2 separate regions of the Mus musculus genome follow, and region 1 is linked to region 2. The links are chromatin loops, found by intact Hi-C in ENCODE. Cell type or tissue: heart. All regions are shown on one strand. Each heading gives the region's core, and the rest is flanking DNA. Links, peaks and the distances in the headings are about the cores only.

Evidence for each region. A loop is a pair of places that touch in the nucleus more often than their neighbours do. Peaks named below come from ENCODE experiments on the same cell type or tissue, not always from the same donor. Only the 100,000 strongest peaks of a DNase experiment are listed, where the experiment ranks them.
Region 1: a loop joins it to region 2, with 2.6 times the contacts of the local background. A loop is called at or near these places in 2 of 42 quality-filtered maps.

Annotation. Positions count from the first base shown.
Region 1 is chr6:142,566,305-142,575,788 of GRCm38, forward strand. It overlaps Kcnj8 (potassium inwardly-rectifying channel, subfamily J, member 8), which reads right to left and starts at 5,310. Exons shown (of 3, transcript NM_008428.5): 1 at 4,880-5,310; 2 at 3,702-4,149; 3 at 1-201. The coding sequence starts at 4,075. In heart, for the core only: a CTCF peak has its summit at 5,186 (motif pointing right); DNase peaks (open chromatin) are centred at 3,977, 5,187 and 5,837; H3K4me3 peaks cover 2,478 bases; H3K27ac peaks cover 575 bases; H3K27me3 peaks cover 3,159 bases.
Region 2 is chr6:142,730,128-142,739,611 of GRCm38, forward strand. No RefSeq gene overlaps it. Among named protein-coding and RNA genes, the nearest start is that of Cmas, 22 kb to the right of the region's middle. In heart, for the core only: CTCF peaks have their summits at 1,596 (motif pointing left) and 5,399 (motif pointing left); a DNase peak (open chromatin) is centred at 3,064.

The DNA.
Region 1 (9,484 bases), core at 424-8,423, 160 kb before region 2:
ATCAGCGTCTCTGCCCTTCTGTGGGCCTGCGCCGTCTTCATGAAGATGCAGCCCAACATGACTGCGTTGATGATCAGACCCACGATGTTCTGCAGAATCAAAACCGTGATGGCCAGAGGGCATTCCTCAGTCATCATTCTCCCTCCAAACCCAATGGTCACTTGAACCTCAATGGAGAAGAGAAACGCAGACGTGAATGACCTGTAAGGACCAATATCAGAAATGATGTCAGGTCAGCGAGTGCGTGATGAAAAGAGCCCAGGAAGAGCAGTGCCTACTACTACAGCCTAGCGATTCCGGAAAGACTAATTTTAAATACAAGCATCCTCCCTGCTCCTCTCTCCCCCACCCCCTCACTACCTCCTGATAGCCTCCCCCACCCCACTCCTCTTCCTTTTCCGTTTGTACCTATGTATGTACTTCCAGATTTGGGGATACGATTTCACTAATGTTTCCTAGATCATATACCGTGTGAAAACATTCATAAATAAACAACTAAATATAAATTGTAGTATATATCATTTTTACCAAAGCCTAACTTACTTTCTGGAATTTTCTACCAGGCAGGTGTTTGTTATTTATTACCTACCTGTGTTTGAGAGACTTGAGTCATGTGGAAGCTACTGAGTGCTGAATGTTTTATTATTTATAGCTTCTAGAATTATAGCCATTATCCAGTGATTGATTGTCCTGATTACAAAACTTAGTACAGTGGTAAAACATGGTATAAAACACACCATCCAGAAAACATCAGTATTTTAATAAGGAGAGTTATTTCTCCATTTGGAGAAGAGAAATTTTTGGTTGATTATCTTGTTTTCTATGTGACCCAGAGAACTTGGAAACTATTAAAGGAGTTTCAAGTGTTGGTTACTAAGTGACTCTGTCAAGACTATGTCTGTGTAATGACTCCATCCATGAGTCCTGTTAGATCTGGCCTGCTGCTCTCAAAGGAGCAAGGGGAAAGAGTCAGCCGGTGTCAGGATTTTCCTGGGAAGGTGTTTTGTGGTCGCACATCCCCTTCCCATCTTAGCGATTAGACAAGGGTTTGGGGGGGGGGGGGACTCCTCCTGGACCTGAGTGAGTCTCAGAAAGTCTCCTGGGTAATTCTGCTAATCTCTGGCTGAGAAGAATCACATTTTGTTATTAGCAAATTCTTCGCCTGATTGCATACCCAGTATTGCTGGCACTTCATCACAGACCCAATTCCTGACACTCAACCCCAATTCCACACTTCTTTAACTTCATAGGAGAGAAACCAGATGTTACAGTCTGTCAAAATATTATCTATGAATGCCAGGCACAATGAGTGAACAAAACATTTGAACTTTGAGCACTCAATACACGCTGCCCTCTGGCAGGAAGCCAGGAGCGTGAGTCTGTACACATCCATCAGCTTTCAAGTGGGGGTAGGAAAGGAGCCTTTTATCTCTGAAAAAGCGTTTGTGCAAAACTGTAAGAACTGACTTCTGCCCTACCCACACACTTCGAGATATGTGGCATGGACTGACAATAGCACAGACAGTAGAAATGGATCTCAGAAGAGGGCACACATATAACATGGAGCTTTAATGTTGGTTTGTATGTGAGAGAAGAGTCCAATGTCTGTCCATGGCTTGGGAGACGGTTCATGCACTGTGTTTTCATATTGTTTATTTTAAAATGGAATTCAATTTCTCTATCTAATATAAGAGCCAATCTTATCTGGACACCTCGCTTGCTAAAAAAATCTCAAGTGAAAAAAAAAAAGCCTTCAATAGAGCAGGGCTGAGGGCCTGGTATCAGCTGAACAATAATGAGAAAAATAACATAAAATAACATAGTTTCTATTTTCGGACTCACTTTGGAAAGTCATCTTTGCACAAAGGAGAAAGTGAGCCACCCTAAAGTAAGAGCAACCAAGGGATGTTGGAAATACTGGTGGACAGCCTCTGAGAGGAAGGTGCTTCCGAATCTGATGATTTGCCTGACACCAAAGCTGCCTGACAACAAATTGGCAATGTAAACAGTTGGAATTGTGCATGTTTAAAGTTCTCTAGGAAGAGAATGAGCTTTAAATATGCTAAGGAGCGAGATTTAAAAGCTGGCGCTGTTGAGAAAGTCACCGCTGCTTCACTGTAATGTTGACACCATTTCTCACCTCTCAACACCATTAGGAATGCATGTAGGAAGTAAATGCTCTTCAGAATATCTTGCTTGATAAGAAGTCATAAGAAGCAGATTTTAGGGACCAGTGAATGCTATAGAATTCTCTTCCTAGAAGACATCCTAGGAAGAATAATCCCTTTTTGATGATATATATTTAAATCTACTAAGTTATTTTTCATGGGTAGTGACAATAGATCATCTTGAGTAAAATTAGTTTATTTTCAAGGTTGTCATGATCGTTTTTCCTACTTCTCTTTGTCAGGACCTTTTTTCTTTCCCGTTTGCTGGAACCTTGTTTGAATATGAATGCCCTCAGCAGCCAAGTCAAGGCCAGTAAGTCCATGAGAGAGACTCAGCATTACAGCATCAAATCTCTTAAACACAGCCGAAATATTTAAACACAGAGAGGACTTTGTTCTCCATGTCCCTAGTTGTCTGCTCACCTGGGGTTCTTATTCTCATTGTTGTTGAGGCAAAAGCTTGAATAAAGAAAATCCTATCTGCCCAGTGGTAAAGCCCAGGTCTTTCTAGTACATTGCTCTCATGACAAATCTGAGCTGGAATCTGTGTGTGGTCTAAGGTGATGTCTCTCTTTGACATGTCGGCCTGGCAATTACTTGGCCAAGTGGAAGGGCAAGTAAGATCATGAGGAGCTCTGCTCCCAGCTATGGGTGTCTATGCCATGCTCTGCTACTTTTATAGGATCCAGGACCGCTGGAAGTCCTTTCCTGCCTGGCTGGAGCGCCCTCAGTCTCTCTGCCTTAGCAATTATGTCTCCACCCAAAGAAACAAACTAAAAAGTTTGCCCCATTGCAGTGTTTGGGGCCTCTTGGGAATAGAGAAGAGAGACGTGGAACCCCAGTGCGTGTTAGCTGACTTTGAAGCATCCCTAAATGCAGAAGTCAAATTTAGATAACCTAAAAGCTGCCTTGTTCCTGCTCTGTGGAAGCTTTGGAAAGAGACCTCAATATCCACTTGCTGTCTATTCAACCCCGTTTGTGAAAATCTGGACTAATTTTCACTACAACTCTCTCTTCTAAATTTTAGAATAAGCTTTAATTTTTTTAAATCTAAAAAAATCTGTCAGAGATGCCAAAATAACCTTGATAAAGAAGGGCTTTTATTTACTTCTGTTATTTTATTTTTAGTGTATTTTAAAATTAAGACTGCTTTACAGAAAAAAAATATTTCTTGTATTTGCACAGTGCTTTGGATGGACTGGGAATATTTCCTGGTGCACACTGGACATCCTTGTGGTGAAAACGAACTGTGGTTTTTTTTTTTTGTTGTTGTTGTTTGTTGTTGTTGTTGGGGGGGGGGGAGTCAGGAATTCTTTGAACCCATCCAAGGTCAGCACAAAGAAGCAGTCGCACATTCTCAGAAACCTGTTGGTAAAACTACATTTACAAAGACTTTAATGTGCTAACTTCAACCCTGCACCCTGTATTTGCTTTTTGTTTCTGAACTGCCCAATGAAGACCCTTTATTTCACAATCGACTAGCTGAAAGAGCTTTTTATTTCTACTTTGCTGGTAACTCCATTTCATTCTTACCTGACATTGGTCACACAGACAGCGGACTCCAGGCCACTCTTCTCCATGGTGCCTTTCTCCATGTAAGCATAGATGTCCCCGTGGGCGAAGGCCACCAGCCACCACATGATAGCGAAGAGCAGCCAGCTGCAGAGGAAGGACATGGTGAAGATGACCAGCGTGTGACGCCACTTCAGGTCTACCAAGGTGGTGAAGATGTCCTGCAGGAAGCGACCTTGCTCTCGGATGTTCTTGTGTGCCAGGTTGCAGGCTCCGCTCTTGGCGATGAAGCGGGCTTTGGGGAGACGGTCGCGGATGCGCGGTTTGCGCAGGTTCTCCGCTGCGATGCGCGCCAGCACATACTCCTCCGGGATGATGCTCTTCCTGGCCAACATCTTCCTTTCACCATAGCCCGCCTATGCACCTGCCTGAACCTGTGGCTCCTTTCCTCCACACGCGTCCTCCTAGACTAGAGAAACGCTTATTAAAAACTGTCAACTTCATTTCCTCGTCTCAGGTATCTGTACAAAGGGATGCTGTTTTACACACATATTAAATTAAAGATGTGATCAATACAAAAGAGAACCCACTTTGTGTCTGAGGTCTGGGATCCCAGAGAAAACTTTTGATCAGAACCGGAGGAATCCCCCCCCCCCTCTCTCTCTCTCCTCCCTGCTCACTCTTGGAAATAACCGCTATAAGCAAATCTTTAAGCATTTTCTGTATATTCTTTTGTGTCTCGGGATTAGTCAGGCAAGCCTGAGGACGAAAATTAAAGGCCAAGTGGGTTCACTATCTACTTGCTAAACTATTTAGATAAAGTAGCAAGGTTAAAAGGAAAGATGGAGGGATTCTTTTAGTAGCAGCGAAGAAAACTGCTTCCTGTTCATTAAGAAAATATTAACTGTAATTAAAAGATACCAAACATTGCGTTTTCGAACTTGAAAATGATTGATATTAAATTGGAAGGATTTACGAGATGCGTTTTAAAAGGCAGCCAGACTCCCCGCCCCTCCCTCTGAACCTATATCATACTATATGCTGGAAAGTAATTTGCGACGCGGGGATTAGAGACACTGCTGAGGTCTGCAGTGGATTTGCACAGCTCGAGCCAATCTGGGTACACCTTGACTGTTTGGCTTTGGGCTGCGCTATAGCCGGCTTCCCCTCCTCTCCCCGGGAGGCGCGATGCAACTTACAGACTCGGGTTTGCGCTCCCGGCTGCGGCTTGAGCTCCGCACAGGGCGGGCTGGTCCCAGGCTCTCGCATCCCGGGAGCAGAGACCTCCCGAAGTGCAGATCCGGGGGATGTTGGTCCTCCAGAACTGAGTTAAGACTCTAGAAGGTGCGATCCATAGTGCACGCGGGGAGGAGGGCTGGAAGATGAGGGTTGGGTTTGGCTTCCCCCCTCCTGCTGCCGGGCCACGGGGAGGGCGGGGTAGGAGCTGGGGATAGAGGTGCTAGTGGCCATGCTCCGCCAGCTCCTCAGCCGCCTAGCTGGGGCCAGACCTCCGAGCGAGCCGGGGAAAGTGGAGGCGGAGGCCAGTCGGGGGAGCCGGGGAGGCAGGGAGCCGGCCAGAAGGGAGGGACCACCGGGGGAGGAGGCACCAGCCGAGCCAGCTCGGTTCCCAGTAGCCCGGATTCTGCTGCCAGACCGGCACACACATCTTTAAAAGGCTCGCTGCTCAGAGAACTTTCTGAGCCCAAGTTCACTGACGCAAAGAGATTTTAATTTATTATTTTTTAAAGTGTAACTTGCGGGGGGGGGGTATCACTGGGTTACTTCAGATGAAATAAAACCAGATAGAGAGAGTGTAGGTGTTTTGGGTGGGGTGATTGTGGGGTGAGCGTGGGGTGAGGGTGGGGTCCCTGCCCTGAACTTGTAAATCTATTCGTGTTAGAATATAGAGGGGTGGGAGGGCTGAAATCCTTTCGGAAAAAAAACCGATTTCACCAACTAAGACCAGTTTTCAGGCACTTAAAGTCACACAAAAGAAACAAAAAGGGAAACAAAGATAGAGACTAACAACAAAAACACCATCAACAGTCTCTTCCAATAAAGAAAATTTACACCCAGCAGGACGGCTAAGCAAAGTCCAGCACCACACCTGCCTTCGGGGCAGGCAGGCGCAGTCGCGGCTCCGTTTTGACTCTTGGCCGCAGGCCTCTCCCTCCAGTCTAGATCGTAAGAATGATAAGACTGCTCACTTGCGCACAAGAAAGATTATACAGTAAATGTCTTTCTATAGCTTTTGAGAAGGAGCGGGGGTGGGGGTGGGGGAACAAATGTGCTTTTTTTCCCCCCCGCCGGTCATCCTGCTTTTGGCGTTTGTATTAATGGAAACTTTAATTCTTGGAAATTTTATGTTTTCCAAGACTTGAGGGTCGGGAGTATCCGAAGTATAAACAGCATGTTAATTTACTAGAAAGACCTAAAATTAGTCTTTAATGAAGGAAAATGAAGAGCCCCCCTTCCCTTTTTCCACTGTGGGTAGATCTGCTTAACCCCTTGCATTCTGGAGGGCCTGTCCTGTCAGTGAGATTCTTTTTGTTTCCTTTGTTTTCTGCAGTAATTCATGTTGTAGCCTCATAGCAGCCATGCAGACAACATTTGTGCTGTGAGTTCTGCCACTGAAATACAGTTTGAAGTGCACCTTGCTGTGCAATTTACTGTCTACTAATTTAACACCAAAAACATTAAACTCTTTTTTTTTTTTTTTTCAGAAGACAGGGTTTCACATATTCTGAGTTGGCCTCGAACTTGCTGTGTAGCCTATGGTGACCCTGAACTTCTAATCCTCCTGCCTATCTTCCTTGTGCTGGGATCGTAGGTGTGTGCCATCATGTCTGGGGTTTGTTTTGTTTTGTTTAAGACCTTGTGCATAGACAACCACTCTACCAACTGAACTACACGGCTACTCCTCTGTGCTTATGTGATTTCATTGCTGTCCTTTGAAACAGGAAGTTGTTATGAAACCCAGGCAGACTGATAGTTTACTATGTAGCCCAGACACGATTCACATTCAAGGCAGTCCTCCTGACTCAACCTCGTGAGTGCTGGGATTAAAGTATCCAACTACTATGCCTGGTTATTAAACATGTAGTTTGTGTTTAGATAGCTAGGGATGTATAATCTGTGCCAGTGTTGATGATCTTAAGAGACAGACAGTGCTGGCAGAGATGTGATGTTGCTAAGATCTGACGCAATAAAGGACATAAACAAAACAGGAAAGGAGGAGCTGGAGAGATGACTCAGTCGTGAAGAGCACTGAATGCTCTTCGGGAGGACTAGGGTTCAATTCCCAGGACCCACAGGGTAGCTCACAACCTTCTGCAACTCCAGTTCCAGGGAAGTTAATGTCTACTTCTTACCTCTGTAGGCATCAGGCACACACTGGGTGCAAAGACATACATACAGCCAAAACAAAAACAAAAAAACAAAACAAACAAACAAAAAAACCCCACAGAAAATAAATGATAAAAATGTTAAATGTTAAATAAATAAAAAAAAAAATACAAAGCATGCCATGGTAATGGAGTCCCAAGCAGTGAAAACTCACATACCAGGGGAAGATTTGTGAATTGTTTGGTATCCAATCTAGTAGTTGAAAAACTTGATCTATTTGGAATATATTGAAAAGTAGGGGGTAAAATAAAAAAGGCATTCCATAGACAAGCAGACAGCCATGAAATGTGGGCAAGAGCCTTGGCACAGCAGAAATGAATCTAACCAGCATCCGGGAAGCACCCGTAAACCAGCAGGTGACAGGTCGCGTGCTATATTCCTTAGGCAGCCAGCTTTCTTAGCATGGACATAGTTGCTCCTGTCAAGTGAGTATCTTCCAGGTTCTTTGTAGGCACTATAAGCTATTATTTAGGAATAGAGTTTGCTGGTTACATTTCAATGTCAAGATGACTGGATTTAGAAACAGCTAGGGGGGCACATCTGTGGTTGTGGTTGTGAGCCAAGGAGGGAAGACTCATGCAGAATATGGACGGTATCTCAGCAGCTGGGCTCCAAAGCAAAGAAAGAAGAAAGGAGAACGTGAGCTGATCACCAGCATCCAGGTCCTCTGCTTCCTTCCCTCCGCCGAGATGAGACGGGGTCCATGTTCCCTAAACCGTAATCCCAAACCCCTCCCTCCACACAATGCTTCGCAGGTATTTCATTTCAGCAACATGAGAAAGAATGAATACAGGGAGGTTCCTGAAGTTCTTACTCTCTAAAGAAATAAAGCTTGTCAGGTGCTTTCAGACACAGGAGTGCATGCGTGCGTGCGTGCGTGCATGTATGTGCGTGCATGAGTGTGTGTGTGTGTGTGTGTGTGTGTGTGTGCATGCATGAGTGTGTGTGTGTGTGTGTGTGTGTGTGCATGCATGAGTGTGTGTGTGTGTGTGTGTGTGCATGCATGAGTGTGTGTGTGTGTGTGTGCATGCATGAGTGTGTGTGTGTGTGTGTGTGTGCATGCATGAGTGTGTGTGTGTGTGTGTGTGCATGCATGAGTGTGTGTGTGTGTGTGTGTGCATGCATGAGTGTGTGTGTGTGTGTGCATGCATGAGTGTGTGTGTGTGTGTGTGTGCATGCATGAGTGTGTGTGTGTGTGTGTGTGTGCATGCATGAGTGTGTGTGTGTGTGTGCATGCATGAGTGTGTGTGTGTGTGTGCATGCATGAGTGTGTGTGTATGTGTGTGTGTGTGTGTGCATGCATGAGTGTGTGTGTGTGAGTGTGTGTGTGTGTGCATGCATGAGTGTGTGTGTGTGTGTGTGTGCATGCATGAGTGTGTGTGTGTGTGTGCATGCATGAGTGTGCGTGCATGAGTGTGTGTGTGTGTGTGTGTGTGTGCATGCATGAGTGTGTGTGTGTATGTGTGTGTGTGTGTGCGCATGCATGAGTGTGTGTGTGTGTGTGTGTGTGTGTGTGTGTGTGTGCGCATGCATGAGTGTGTGTGTGTGTGTGTGTGTGTGTGTGTGTGTGTGTGTGTGTGAGGCCGATGTCTTTTTCAATTGTCTGCTGTTTTGATTACCCAATGGAGACTGGAGAGGCCCTGGAAAGGACTTCCGAGAGGCAGGGTGGGGCCTTCGTGTCTGATGGCTTTTTGACTTGACTTGACTTGTGAGTTTTCAACTCTTAGGCATCAGGACTTAGAAAATCTTCCAGAGGAGCACTCACGTCAACAGCAGGGATGACGGTTGGCCTCATTTCTTGGTGTGCTTCTTTATTCATGTCCTCATCTAAACCCCTTGGGGACATGCTGCTTTGGAATCAGTTTAATCAAACATTACATAAACTAGAAATCAAAACAACATGTTAGAAACTCACTTTCAGAGTGTTATCATCAATCGAGAATGATAGGTTAACTCTTCACAGTTATCTGTTTTATGGAGTTCAGAAAATCTTTCTTTTTGAGCTAAGTTTGTGTGTGTGTGTGTGTGTGTGTGTGTGTGTGTGTGTGTGGTGTATACACATATATAATAAGGAGTTCAGAAAATATTTCTTTTTGAGTTAGGTGTGTGTGGTATGTATACACACATATAATAAATATTTCTCTTCTTTTAATTAGGTCATTTGTTTTGTCAAAGCGATCCATCAGAATTGCAAATTAAAAGGACTTATCTCCAACTTGTGCATTCAACTCAAGACAGAGTATGGGTCCAGAGAGCCATGATGGGAGATAGTTAAGGAAAATCAATCCCTTTTATTTGCATCTAAGTGGATAAAACAAACTCTGCTCTTTCCTATCATGCAGGAAAAAAATAGATTACATATTATGAAACGTAACTGTTTATGAACAATCAGCCTGGGT
Region 2 (9,484 bases), core at 904-8,903:
GGAACATCTCCTTGCTGGAAAACAGATGTCAATGGCAATTTGATTACAATGAAATGCTAAGAAGTAAAAAACGGCTGTCGGAAAGCAAGTCTGTACTCCTTGGGGTTAGAAAAACAGAACCACACCACAGTGACACACTTGGAGAGCTGGTGTTGAACGCCTCTTTTGGTTGTCTGTCTGTGCATAGGAAGCTGGCTCTCAGCCATTTGTACATTTGGGGAACATTTTCATAAAGGACGCACTTTTAGCATTGTCTGGGGAATGAATACCAATGAAGCACTTTCCCAATTGACTCGCGGTCCCTTCGCAGCCATCCTACAGAAGCCATGACAGAAGTAGCAGAGTTGCATGCCCGCTGTCGCCTGAGAATGTGCTGTGCAAGATTCTGCTTTGCTTCCTAAGATGCCTCTGATGAGCCTTTCAGATATCCATCTGTCCAGCCAGCACTGGAACGGTCAGGGGCGATGCCACTCCTCTGGTCCATCTCAGCTCAGCGCCATGTGTCCTCTACCAAGGCCTTCAGATAGATACTGGTCTCTACTCTGGATCTTTCGAGGTAAATTCACAAACTTTCCTTGGATCATCTTCTCCTTCCTTTGTGAGGCTTCTCTACAAATGAAGGGAGTTAGGAATACACCCAACTGCCTTGTCACTTTTGTCCTGAACAACTGTATACACAAAGAAGCTCCACTTTCTGCCACTGCAAGGTGAAATTGTTGAAATCCACCCGCTATCTGGTATCACACCTCATCCCTCACATTGCTTCCCGGGTGACTTCAGCTCTGCTCATGAGCAGTGGTGTCTACTCAGCATACTAAAAAGTGAGGTGCCAGGGAACTGAGTCCTGAGGCCCTGCAGCCCTGCAGTACCTTAATTTATAAGACCCAGAGAGAGTTCACAGGAAGGTGAGGTAGGGGACCCAGAAGAACCTGAAGCACTGAAAGATCACCTGGGAGACCATCTTCTTCTAGGAAATGGTGACACATCGAGGTGACCAGCTAAGTCTCCAACTTGTCCAAGCATTAGCTCTTCTATGGGAAAGACTAACAGCAAGTCTGAATTCTAGAATATTCTACTCTTTCCTTTATGTAACCCCCTTGAATTTTAAGAAATAAGTTTATAGTAATTTTTCGTAGTTTTTATTCTATAATTATGATTTTTTTTGTATGTGTAAGTAGGTTGGTACATGTCACAGTACACATGTGGACATTAGAGGACAGAGGTCTGAGAGTTCATTCTCTCTTGCCACAATGGGTTCTTGGCACACCAACCTCAGGTTGTTAGACTTATGAGGCAAGTGCTTTTTTACCTGTTGAATAGTCTCATATTTAAATTTTAAAATTCACAAATACCCAAAAGTACAAATCGTATGGATTAATAAATAATACATATCAAGACATACTCACTTTGTGTAATCACTTAACTGTTTCCTTCTTAAGAGCATGCAAAATAGTATCTGAAGAACTAATCCTGCCACTGGAGGGATGGCTCAGCAGGTAAGAGCTCTAGACACTCTAGCAGAAACCATTCAGTTCCCAGAACACACCTGGCGGCTCACAACCATCTGTAACTCTAGTTCCAGAACTCCAGTGCCCTCTTCTGGCCTCTGCAGGCTCCAGACAATGCACACAGATACGTGAACTCAAAAAACAGGTACACTCATAAAATAAAAATAAACATTTTAAAAAGAACCAAACCTAACAATTTATTAAATTAGGATATTGCTACATGCTAAAAACCTTAACTTTTTAAAAAGAACAACTCTAATTTTGAGAACTATAGCTCAGTTGTAGAGTTCTTGCCTAGCATGCAGTAAGCCCTACACTACAAAAAGAAAACTCTTTTTTAAAAAAAAGAAAAAATCTTACAGGACATCATTTATCATTTTTAAGTTAATAAAAGAGTAGAGTTGACCAAAAGGAAAATCAAGCAATTTGCATTTCTCTGAACACCTATTCCTTTACTAAATAGAGGCACTTTAATTTCTCCTTTATGCTATCTGTCAGTCTCTCATGATATTCTGATCTTACTTGCCAACAGGTTAAAAGAGACTGGTTATAGAACCTACTATCTTTGTTCTTCTCAGAAATGCAAACCAAAACCGTGACAAGACTGTTGAGGTTGGCCTCCTGCCTCCAGCATAGCTGTAACCATTTTGTTCCATGCCCACCAGCTATTTCATGTTGTTCCTGTAGTATGCCTGCCAGCCATTGACACAGGAAAATAACTTGACTCAGAGCAGGGTCATGCTGACCACATGCTCTGTTGTGTTCTGTCTGTTATGGGGTTTATAATCTTGTTAAACTTTATAAAAGAGTAGAGTTGACCAAAAGGAAAATCAAGCAATTTGCATCTCTCTTTGAACACCTACCCATTTATTCAACAAAAGGCACTAATGCCTTCTGTTAATCTTAAGAAATTCCACAGCTGTAAGCTTCATGGAGAACCCACCAAATTAAAGGTCAATATGAACTGTTATGTCTAAAGTGGCTTGTGTCTGCCTTCTCCTCCTGAGAAGAAAGCCAGACAAGAACTTTTGAGGTTGTTTTACATGACCTTAAAATTGGTCCCTTAGAGCCTAGGACTGAACTAAAACTCTGACATGTGGGAAGTGTCACTCCCGTGGGACTTGGGGTAGAGCAGTCCAAATTTAAACAATATATCTGGGGAAATGAAAGAGTGTGGGAAAATTAAAGGTTGCTCTTGTGTGTTTGTATAATTTCCGCTTCGGGGCCAAACGGAGTCATATGTAATCAATGGTTTCACATTTTCTGGGACTTGGTCTAGAGCCAAATTGAAAAATAGCTTGTCTCCCACTGAAGACAATCCCCAGGCTTCGAGTCCCCTTTGTGTTGTGAGAACTGTAGTCCAGGACGTTTCCCTCATTCTGAGAGTGGGAGAGCTGAGAGCAGAGAGCGGACGTGCAGACCTGAACGCCTGTGCTGGCCCATTAACACTCTCCAGCTGTTTCAAGACATGCAATCCCAAAATAAAAGAGACGCAGAACATCCATGAGCCTAAAAAGTCACTCGAGGAACACCGGGGCATGAGAGAGGAAGGGACTTTGTGTGACTCTGAGCCATAGCTCAAGTACCGAGGGAAGGATGCTTTCCCGATGGATTAGCTGCAAAGAGACCATGGGGAATGGGGGTGATCTGGGCTCTATTTGGTCATTAGCTGTCTCTAGAGACCCAGGTATGAAAGCGAGTGTGTCATTTCATCCCCAGAGAGTTTGGACACCAAGGGACTGACTGTGGGAGTAGAGGAAAAGTCATCTTCACACACAAGTTTTTGGTTCCGCACCAATGATGGCTCAACTGGAGAAAGGTGCTTGCTATTAAGTCAAATCCCAGGGACCTGAACGGTGGGAGAACTGACTCCTGCAAGTTGTCTTCTGACCTCCACATGAAAGCCATACTTGCACATACATACACACACACACACACACACACACACACACGATAGATAGATAGATAGATAGATAGATAGATAGATAGATAGATAGATAGATAGATTAAAAATACTTATATTATTTTTCCATCCAAATTTGGGGTAATAAAAGAGTTCCTTTTTCATGAAAAAAAATGATGTGGCCCGTTAGACTGTCTCCTATTAAAATAGTGTCATTGTGTGAAAATTGCTCTGTCTTCGTGTAGGGATCGTGATGCTATGAAATAATTCAGCTTCACGTTTCCAGGTCTAGGTTATGCAGAGGCCAAACATAAATATTTCTAACCTTTTTAATATCTAAAATGAATAAGTCGTGGCTGAGCCAGGATGCCTCAGATATGAACCCAGAAGCTGAGCTATGGATAAGCGATTTAAGACAGTGAATTATCTGATCGAGAGTGATCAGGCGGAGTGGTGAATAGAAGCACGGGGTGGTCTGTGGGGTGTTGAGAAGAAAGGTGGGGTGGTCTGGCTTCCATTAGGACAAGGTCACACTGCTTCATCTGTGCAAGGCAAGAGGAATGGAAATAGCCAGGCTACTTGGAAGGCTAGCTGGATAATTCAGGCGAAAGATGATGGACTTGCAGGTGATCCCGCAGCAGTCAGAGTCTGGGCACGTGTTAAAGATCTGGCCAATGGGATTGTGGGTGGGCTGGAAATAAGCGAGTCAAAAGCTTTCTATGTTGTGGCTTGAACAATAACAAAAGCAAAGTTGATATTATCTGAGATGATAAAGAGGAAAAACGTGGAACACATGCAATTTGAGATTTTTAAAGGTGGTCTAATTATATGTCTGGAATCCAGAGAGGAGTTTGGGGCTGCTGTATCAAGCAGGGCATTGTCACTGAGCAAATGGTATGTAGAACTTCTCATGTATGTATGTAGCACACCCCATGGCTTTGTAGAACAGCAGGATAACTGCATTACCTGTGAGTTCTCTGCAGCGGTTCCTGTAAAGTTAAGCCTTGAGGATGAGATAATGCTCAGAGCATGGAAAGAGCTTCAACTATGGGCATGGGGTGATACAACTGAGATACAATGTATAGAGAAGGAAAAGAATTCCATAAAGGTGGTTTCCTGTGACACTCCCACAGGTCAGGAAGAAGCAGAAAAGCAAGGGAGGTAGGCAGAAAAGGAATCTATGCAGGAATCCAGAAGGAAGTGTTGTTTGTCCCGAGAGCCACAGACATGCCAGTACACCACCTATCTAGAGGAGACCTGAGGTCTGTGACCCCGATGGAGAGTAGAGCTCATTAAAACTTTAAACACTGCTGAGCAAAGCAAAGACAAAATCCTATGCCAAGCTCAGTGATGCCCACCTGTATGCCCAGCTACCTGGGAGGTGGAGGCAGGAGGATCACAGATTCAATCGGCCTTGGCAAATAATGAGACCAAAACTAAAGGTTCAAAAATAAATAAAGACAGGGGGTGTAGCCCAGCGACAGAGTGTTTGTCTAGCAAATAGAAGGTTCTCGGTTGAATCCCTAGTACACATAAGTGAATAAACAAATACATAAATAAATAAGCGAGCAGACAAGCCTAAGGAAGACAACCAAATTCTGTTTTGTATACTGAGTCAATTATGATTTTCAAAATATTGGTCTTTATAAAATACATTAAGGACACAACCTATTGGTTAGTGCTCGGGAGTGGTCTGTCTGCAGCTTAAGTAATGTGGCACTGAAGTGATGAATTTATTAAGTTATCACAAAAAATTGAATGCAGACGTGGACCTTATTATTGGGGAAAAGTTATAGATGAGACATAAACAAAAACATACAATTTCACAAATAAAATTCCATTTTAAAAATTCTGATAAGTCACAGTATAGAAATTTACACTAGAGCTTTCACTTTGGGGACAGCACTGGACACTTTACTAAATCTAAGTCCTGTGATGGTGTGCCTTAAAAACCCAAGCTCTCACAATTGTGTGCTAATAGCGCCATCTACTGTCTCACCAGACAATTTTCTTTCTGGAAATCAGATGTGTGATTTGTACTACATTTGGAGAGTTACATTGTTTCACTAGAGTGCATTCTTTCTATACCGCACTCCTAGCTTGTTTCTCTCTTCCTGTGATAAAACACCAACCCAGAGAGATTTTCAAAGTGTACTTGGCTTACAGGTATCCATCTGTCATCGAGGGAAGCCAAGATAGGAATTCAAGGCTGATGCTGAACCGGAGACCACAGAGGAGTGCAGCTTACTGGCTTGCTCACCAAGGCTTGCTCACTTTGCTTCCTTAGGGGCTCAGGTGGCTCCAGGACCACCTGCCCAGCGCTATCAATGCCCACAGTGGGCTGAGCCTTCCCACAGCAATCAGGAAAAGTCTCCGGCAGACAGACATGTCCACAGACCAATCTATGGAGCTCGTTCCTCTACTGAGCTTCCCTTTGCCCAAGTGTCTCTAATTTGTGTTGAATTTTATTTAACGATATAGAGAATTAAAATGTTACTAATCAACCCAAACCTAGCCAATTTTTTACGGTGTACAAACACCAGCTAAAACATATACAAATGCAAAAGCTAACATATGTAGTTAAGGCATCAAATTCTGATTACCAATTGATGCAATTGTGTGTGCTGTGCGTGTGTATGTGTGTGTATATGTGTGTATGTGATAATCGATTTCCACAAAAGCCTGCAAAGGATCACAATTTTACTTGGTAAAATATTCAAACTATTTCTCCAACCTCTTCATTAAATGATTATATTCACAATGCTACTATAGACTTACACCTGTGTATATATTTAAATGAAAAGAAAAATATGCATAACCCCATCACTTATTTAGGAAAAGTGAGAAAACAGAATATATGAGCATATATATATAGGAGTGTGTGTATATGTGTGTGTACATATGAATAAGTGTGTGCACATGTACGTGTGCATATGTGTGTATATGTGTTTATGTGTGTATATAAGTATGTGTGCACATGTGCATGGGCATGTGTGTGTGTGGTGTGCGTGTGTGTATGTGTGCATATATGTTTGTATGTGTGTATGTATGGGTATGTGTGTATGTGCATGTTTAGATGTGTATATAAGTGTGTGTGCATGTTTGTGTGTGTGTGTGTGTGTGTGTGTGTGTGTGAGCATACATGTGTACTGAGTACTATCCTACAGGAAGCAGAAGAGACTAAGTGGAGGAAGCAGAACCAGCAACAAAACTCTCACTATGTCTTTCGAGGCATGGGGTATAGTGCAGTTGGTAGAGTGCTTCCTTAGCACGCATAAAGCCCTGCACCCCATACACTGAACAGGATGGTAACATGCCTATAAGCCTATATTGCTTAGATTTGATCTCAGAGTTTGGGATAAAGATACAGGAGGATCAGGAGTTAAGTCATCTTTGTAGATATATATGTATATATGGCAAGTTTGAGGCTAACCTGGGCTACATGAGGCTCTGCCTCAAAAATAATATACATAAATTAATGAACCTGACCAGCTAGAGTCAGCCTCATAAATATAAATTTAGAGCACAATTCAGTGGAGGAAGAATTCGAGTTAATAAGGCTAGAGGACTAAAAGCCATGTGGAATGCTAGCGATGTAATAGCAGATTTACATAAAGCAGATCTGGCAAAACGTAAAGATTGAAGGTGCTCAACAAGGAGAGTTGTGTAGGGCTCGGTGGGGTCTCATCCCATTGACTAAGAAAACTAAGTAAAACTGATCCAAAAAGCATACTTTGAGAATGAATTCCCAGTACAATTTATTTAATTATAAATCCATATGACTTGTTATTTATATATACAAAAAATTACGTTTAATTTGACCTTAAAACATTCTGAGAAATTTACTAGTCAACTCTTGTGAGCTGGCTCTAGCCAGCCCTGAAGGGAAAGAGTCCAGAGCACAGGAGATTCCTCCCCTCCCTCCCACTCTCTCTCCCTCCTTCAGCGTGGACTTCCCAGCCTTCCAGCCATGCACGTTATCAAGGAGGGACCCAAAGTGCCAGATACGCTTTCATTCTGCTGAGCTTCTCACTGCAGCTCCCAACTGCACACAGCATGCTGGACGGCAGTGACAATCACAATGACAATAGCAATGAGCTCAACTGCAGTCACCAGACTCTAAGGGCACACTATCTGCTGGCCACTTGTGACTTCCATTAAGCTTTGTTAACTTTGACATCTCAAATTACTCAGCTAGGAGAGCCACAGAATGGGGTTTGAATCCAGGTCTATCTTCAGCACAAATATTTTTCAACCGAAGTGAAAGGCAACTGAGGATCAAGGTCCTTTCTGTGTGTCAGGAATTATTTCATGTAGGGGACCGGAGTGATGGCTCAGCGGTTAAGAGCACCAGCTGCCCTTGCAGAGCACCCAAGTTATGTCCCCAGAACCCATGGTGGGTGGCTCACAACTGCCTATAACTCCAGCTTGAAGAGATCCAATGCTTTCTTCTGCCTTCTGCAGGCACCTGCCTTCATGAACACATAATTTAACATAAAATAAATATTCTTAAAATTATCTCATCTTAGCAGAGTTCATCATGATGCTAGGCCAGGTGCCTGAAGGACTGGCTTATGTGAAGCTAAGGCCTTAGCTAGTTAATCATAGTGAGTCTAGGATTAAGGTAGACAAGTCAGGCTCAATTCTCACCCCATACATGACAAAAGAAACTTCCACATCAAGCCAATGAACCTCTAATTCAAATCACACACACACACACACACACACACACACACACACACACACACACACACAAAAGCCTTTTGTCACAGCCTTTTGCCCAATTCCTACATTTGTGCCAGTTTACAAAATCAAAAACTTTGGAATGAGACCGAAAACCTTTGTTCTCAGTCAAACATTTTGTGTGGTTAATATTTCTCCCAGCCTTTCCCTAGAGGGATCTCTAGCTTCTAACCAGGGTATCTTTACACAAGACAAAATCAATTGCTCAGAGCTATGGGAGACTTCCAGAGGCTGCGTATGAAATGACAATGGCTGTAGGTGACCATAAGTGCTGCTCACTAGAGTAGAGGCTTATAGAGGCCAGGGACCACTCTATGTCCATACCACAGATCCCTGAACAGAACTTGTGTGATTTTCACAGTTCCAGAACATATAGTCGGATTTAGCACTCTTAGCAGTAGGTGTAATGTCAACAAGCATTCCTTGATCCATGACATTGGAACGCTGGTGGTGGGAAAAGCCAAACGTGCCCGCCAGAGCCCCTTTCATTTAAGAGCAATGGCGACCTGAGTCAAGGCTGCATTCCTGGAGAACTGCCAAGGTTAGTGTGACACCAAAACCATGAAACATGCAAGAGGGGTCAAAGGGCTCTGGCAGGACAGAGCATAGCAAGCTTGGTGCCCACCAACAGGTTTTGCCTTTCTCTCTGCCCCCCTGGCTAAACCACAGATTACATGCCCTATGCGATCCACCAAGGTGTAGTCCCTTATATGGCCACTTCCTCCTCCTGAGGTTGACTACCAAGGTCCAAATGTCAAAGTATTGATGTCTGGCAACCAGAAGCCCCCTTTTGGCTGCCATAATTAACATGCCACAGAAGCTGACATAGGAGGTCACAGTTTCAGAGGAAAGAATGCTCTCAGCCAGAGACACAACAATGACTCCACTGATTGTCACCTCTCCACGCTGCACTCCTCAGGCAAAGACTGAAGTATGGTGTCAGCTTTTGTGCCTGGTCCTGTTTCTCAAAGGGAAACTAAGCAACTACGCCACAATAAAATCAGAGTCTCTCTAGAATGCAGACGATCTATGGGAGCATTTCAGTGCCTTGATGTTAAGGTCAATGGGGAAAAAAACCACAAGATTCAGACAAATCCTTCAGGAGTCAATGCTTGGGTCATCCTATCCTATACTGAGGTGCCTAGTAGAGAAGAAAAAAAAAAAGACTATAAATTGAGTGATATAGGAAGGTAGTGATAAACACTAGCTAAGACATGTGAGCAGTTATTGGACAATAACCTGGAATTGTGTAGGTCTTCTAATGTTGTGATATAATCAAGACGCTTTGACTTTATTAGTACCACATTAACTATTCCCCCTCCTATTTAAG